Regions from separate parts of the Mus musculus genome. Here region 2 is linked to region 1. Evidence: chromatin contacts called from ENCODE POLR2A ChIA-PET data. All regions are on one chromosome and are shown on one strand. Each heading gives the region's core, a stretch centred on a gene start or an enhancer-like site at or near the end of the contact. The rest is flanking DNA. Distances are from core to core; before and after follow the strand shown.

Region 1 (2,700 bases), core at 73-2,572:
TGCCTCCTGAGTGCTGGTATGAACGACTTGCAAAACCACACTTGACATATCCTAAGCTGGTGTCGATTTTGATATGTAGCCTAGGATGGCCACGAATATTTTCTGATATTAGTTCAGTTCCAAGTGCAAAAATTACAGATGGCTGGGGCTTACAAAGGCTGGAGATCAACCCAGGGCTTCATGCAAGCTAAGTGACCCCCACCATATCAACTGAACTATATCCCTAGCCTACTAAGTACTTCTTAATTAGTATCAGTAATACTTGGCCGGCAGCTGGGCCTCCATTAAATGAAACTGGACTAGTTAGGGTTCATGAGTCCTGTTTTGGTCAAAGGGGAAAATCAGAGCAAAATCACTGTCATATCCAGCAATACGATGAGCCTCGGGGGCAGTCTTGGCCCAGGACATGAGGTCTGTAGGTTTGACTCCAACATCTGGTCACCATTCTCGGCCGCTTCCTCACAACCTTCTTAAGGAAAGTGAGCCTATGGTACACTGGCCTAAAGTGGCTGACAGGAAACCAAGAAGATGCAAGCACGAGGCTTTCCCAGGTAACCCTATCTTGATTAACTTAACATAAATGCAATCTCACTTTGGACACCAACCAACAAAGCCACTGCGTTCTTTCCTAGAAAAGCATATCTAGCCTAACTTTCTTAACTTCTAAACCCTGTTTCTTCCTTGCTTACTCAGAGAAGCTAGAATAATTTCCTAGCCTCAAACTCTTCCTCTACACTGCCATCTTAACACTTTTCGGATCGTATTAAACCCTTGGTCCAACTTTTGCACGACTGGGACCGCTCCGGTGTCTACCTCATCACTTCTAAGGCTTTTCCAAGTTTACTATAGGTCTTGCTGCTACACCGAAACACGTCGACCTCCCTCCCTCTCATCTCGCTACTCTGCTGCTTCGAGAGCCCGACACTCCTAATTTCTCCATATCCCGTTGCCGTCCGTCTGGCGGTAGCCATCTTTCCGCGGCCCCAAGGTCCGCCAGCCCGCGCGCTCACCGTTCTGGCGGCGAGGCCCGTGCGCTTGTCCCACAGGAAGTCCGTGATGGCGGCGGCACTGCGGCCGGAGTCCCGGCACCCCCGCGGCGACGAAGTGCGGTTCCACCCCCCAACCCGGGGCCCTGGGACCTCCCGCCCCGTTCCCGGGCTCTGCTCCAGTCCCGCCCGCCCGGGCTCCGTCCCCGCCCCCAGGATCCGCTCGGCGCCTCTCGCACCGCCCCCGCCCGGGGCCCGATCCCAGCTCGGTCTCCGGCTCTGGCCTCTCCGCTCCGCCGCCGCCGCCGCCGTGAGCGAGCACGCACGCACAGACGCACGCACGTCCTGCGTCACTTCCCAGCCTCTGATGGGCTCCGCCCCCCGACACCGGGCCCTTCGGGCCAGTGAGCCGCTTCCCCTGCGCCTTCCAGAGTTAGAGAAGCGGTGGGTGCGCCTCTTGGTTCGGGTCTCGAGGCGCTCGGAGCTTGTCACGTGTTTGTTGAGTCTCTAGGTCTTTTTATCCTTTCCCATGACACCTTCCTCTTGCTCTTCACCAGAAGACAATTTGTGGCTTATTTAATATTGGCTGTTTTAAAGGATTGTTAGTTATTTACATTGTATCGCTATTGAGCAAACGACTCCAGTGAGGTTTTGTGAAGTCTGGTTCTTCAAACAAAACTTGAAAATATATACCCTCCTGCTTCCGAACGCCAGCAAAGAAAGGTTCCCTCTTTGTTCTGCACAAAAGTATTTCATGTTTGGGGCAGGTGCACAGACATAGAGGAAGGAGAATCGGACGCCGTTGTGTTTTAACTAATCTGTATTAAGTATAAATTTACCGAATCATCTTCCTTTCTTTTTAGATTTACCTTAAATTATTTTTGTTTCTGTAGAAGGGTATGTGCATTTCAGTTCAGGTTTTCATGAGGCCTGAAGAAGGGGCCAGTCAGATCCTCTGGAGCTGAAGTTACAGGCAATTGAGGGCTTACCATTGTGGATGCTGGATCTGCCAGAAGATTGCACTCTTAACCACGGAACCATCTATCTCTCCAGCTTCAGTTTACTAAATAGTACAAAAGAAGAAGGAGAAGAAGAAGAAAACGAAAAGGAAGAAGCAGCAGCTAAACATGGTGGTTCATGCTCATAATCTCAGCTCTTAGACGACTGAGGCAGGATTATTTGGAGGAGCTCAAGGCCCGCATGGGCTGCAGTGTGAGACTGTTTCAAAATCAAACCAGCTCAGGATGTGGCTTAGTTGGTGGAGTACTTGCCTTTTGCCCAGAATGCCCTGGCAAGAGAGCCATACATACAACCTATACACGTAACCAATCCCAGGACATAGGAGGTGAAGGCAGGAGGATCCAGGTTATTTCTTCCTTCCTTCCTTTTTTTTTTTTTTTTTTTTTTTTTTTTTTTACTTCAGTTTTTTGAGACAGGGTTTCTCTGTGTAGCTCTGGTTGTCCTGGAACTCACTCTATAGACCAGGCTGGCCTTGAACTCAGAAATCCACCTGCCTCTGCCTCCCAAGTGCTGGGATTAAAGGCGTGCGCCACCACTGCTGGGAAATCAAGGTTATTTTTGCTATATAATGAATTTAAAGCCAGCCTGAGTACACTGATAACCTGTCTCAAAAACAAAGGTTTGGTTTTGTTTTATCTTTTGTTTTGTTTTTTGTTCTTGTTGTTGTTGTTGAGGGGCTGGAGAGATAAGTTAG
Region 2 (2,700 bases), core at 60-2,559, 260 kb before region 1:
TGTACTGTAGGGGAAGGAGGGAAGAATGGATCAGCTGACCCCATCCCCCACCCCACACTTGCAAGCCCTTTGCAGAAGGTTCTAGGGCTTTGCCTTATATAGTCCTTACTTCCTAAGGAAAGTAGATTGAAGTAGCCTTCCTACTGCCTGGGGCTTCCACTTCATAGGTGTATGGCAAAGGGGAAAAAGGGAAGAAAGACCACAAAAGAGGAACTTCGTGCACCATGGGGGGACTGCGAGAGGAGTAGCAAACATTGAGTGGGATGGAGTGACATCTCTGGAAAAGGGAGGAGTCTAGAGGGAATAATCAAGAAGTCATTTTCATTCAACTTTTACAGAAAGCCTCAGATGTGCTTGGGCACTGTGTGAACTGGGGGGGTGGGGGGGGGGGTTGGGACCAAAGGAGGAAAGGCAGAAGATTCACAGGCTAAATTAAGGGCAGAGACCTGAAGAAGGAATGCACCAGGTCTAAGAACTGAGAGAATGGCACAGATGTTGCTGGGGGAAGAGCAGGGAGTCCCTGGCAAATCTGGAGTGAGCAGAGGAACTGGACGGGAGGGAGTGGGAGGGGGGTATGCACTCACCCGAACCAAGTAGGAAACCCCAGGTCCCATGACTTTGTCGTTGGGATGCAGCCAGCCTCGTGTGGGCTTATTGACAAAGCTCCCGTGTCTGGTCCACTCCTCGCCCCCCAGCTGGCCCCCTTCTACCCGAGTCCTGCGCCCGCCGCCTCCACTCAGCTTGTTCATGTCCTGGAGGAGGGGCAAGAGGCCTGAGTCCCGAAGGGCTGCCCCTGCACTCCCTTCCCCATCTTCAGCAGCCTTTCCTGGCTCCCCTTTAGGCCCCAGGCGCCCCCCAGCAGGATTGGCCAGCTTCAGGTTGCTCATCCGGGGAAAGAAGGAACACAGGGTAGTCGGACTATCGTCCCCCGGCAGAGGAGGCAGAATGGGTCCCAGGGATGAAGCTGATGGGGAAGGTAGCTCCTCCGGAGGGGTAGACCCCGAAGCCCCCTCCTCCAGCGATGACAGAGACTCATTCCGAAGTGGGTTGTACTTCGGCTTGGGGGGTAGAAGATCCATGGCTGGGGTGAGAAGAGGGGCTGCTGCCCAGCCCGGCCCCCCTGCCAATTCAGGCAAGGGGGCCAGGCAGGGGGCATCCCCAGGCCCTTAGCCTAGTCTGACCTCGGCAGCCCGGTGATAACAGATGACCTGGGGAGGCGAAGGACAAGTGACCTCTGCTCTCCCAACTCAGACCTAGACAGTTTGAGAGCACATCCTTGCACAGCCCAGCTAGGAAACCTCTACTGGCTGAGGAGTACAGGCTGGACCCAGAGCTTACTGGCTCCTCCCCAGAGGCGGGGAACTAAGGAGAGAGACCAATCCCCAGGACAGTGCTGACTCACAGGCTCAGAGGGGCTGAGACACCTCCCCACACAATTTGTGCAAGCCAGGCCACTCTCCCAGCCCAATACAAACAACTGTCTGGGAAGGAGGAGGTGCCCGGCGCGAAAAAAAGATGGAAAAATAAGCAAAAGAGAAAAAAGAAAGGAAGGAGTTAAGAGAAACTCTGGACCAATCCAAACCGACGTGGGCAAGCCAAAGAGAGCAGGAAGACAGGAAGGGATAGAGAGGAAACAGAAGCTGCTGGGCGGGGAGGGGAAGGGGGGAGATGTCCCCCAGAGTTTAGCATTTCCTTTCCAGTCCTGGCTGAAGACGTGACTAGCCCCCTAGCCCAGACAGCCCAGACCACTCCCATCCCCACCATACAGTGAGTGAGGTGGTAGCTCCAGGGAACCTGGGCCATTAGCATCCTCCACCACAACAGCTGTGGACCACAGTAGAGAACCAGGGAGAGAAAGTAAGTCCCAGTGGATATAGTGCAAAGCCAAGAGGAAAGACAAGCTAAAATGGGAATAAAGGCCAATTTATTGGTGGTACATCAGGGGGCTACCAGACAAGAGCTAGAGCAAGCCTGTTTCTACAAGTCACCAAGGACCAACAGACTTGGGGGGTGGGAGTAGGGCTTCCCCAGAGGGTACAGAGACATGCAGCCACCCCTCGGACCTACAGATATATTGTTACTCCTTACAGGCAGTAAACCACCTGACAGTGTACCTCAGGCTAGTGGAGGAGTTGGCCTTGGAGGTAGGGGAAAGAAACAGAACTGGTGCCTACAAGCCACAAAGGGATAATAGGGTCATAAACAAATCTGTGTTAATAAAGACAGGAAGGAGAAAGGGATATTAGAAGTTGGAGTCTGGCCATAAGTGCATAATAATACCAAACCCATATTTCTTTGCCCACAGTTTCCTGCCACAGCTCTGCTTAAGGCCATTCAGGAACTTAAAGAAAGTGACCAATCAAAATAGCTCCAGAATAAACTATCGCTTTATTCCCTTAAAAAAAAAAAAAAAAAAGTAGCTGGGTGTGGTGGTGCACCCTTTTAATCCCAGCAGAGGCAGGTGGATTTCTGAGTTCGAGGCCAGCCTGGTCTACAAAGTGAGTTCCAGGACAGCCAGGGCTATACAGAGAAACCCTGTCTCGAAAACCAAAAAAAAAAAAAAAAAAAAACCAAATACAAGAAATAAAAGATACTTTTTGCTTATTTGTTTTTTCAAGATAGGGTTTGTCTATGTAACAACACTGACTGCCCTGGAACTTGCTTTGTAGACCAGGCTGACCAGGATGGCCTGGAACTTAC

Evidence for each region. ChIA-PET counts read pairs that join two places held with the same protein, here RNA polymerase II (POLR2A).
Region 2: POLR2A ChIA-PET joins it to region 1 with 10 read pairs in Patski. The contact joins the promoter of Shc1 here to the promoter of Clk2 in region 1. POLR2A ChIA-PET finds 5 or more read pairs at or near these places in 3 of 5 experiments (Patski and embryonic stem cell).

What each region holds. Positions count from the first base shown.
Region 1 is chr3:89,163,417-89,166,116 of GRCm38, reverse strand. Clk2 (CDC-like kinase 2) reads right to left here and starts at 1,322. Exons shown (of 13, transcript NM_007712.4): 1 at 1,011-1,322. It overlaps Gm45927 (predicted gene, 45927), which reads right to left and starts at 1,322. Exons shown (of 19, transcript NM_001310017.1): 1 at 1,011-1,322.
Region 2 is chr3:89,420,230-89,422,929 of GRCm38, reverse strand. Shc1 (src homology 2 domain-containing transforming protein C1) reads right to left here and starts at 1,309. Exons shown (of 12, transcript NM_001113331.2): 1 at 585-1,309; 2 at 1-4. The coding sequence starts at 1,079.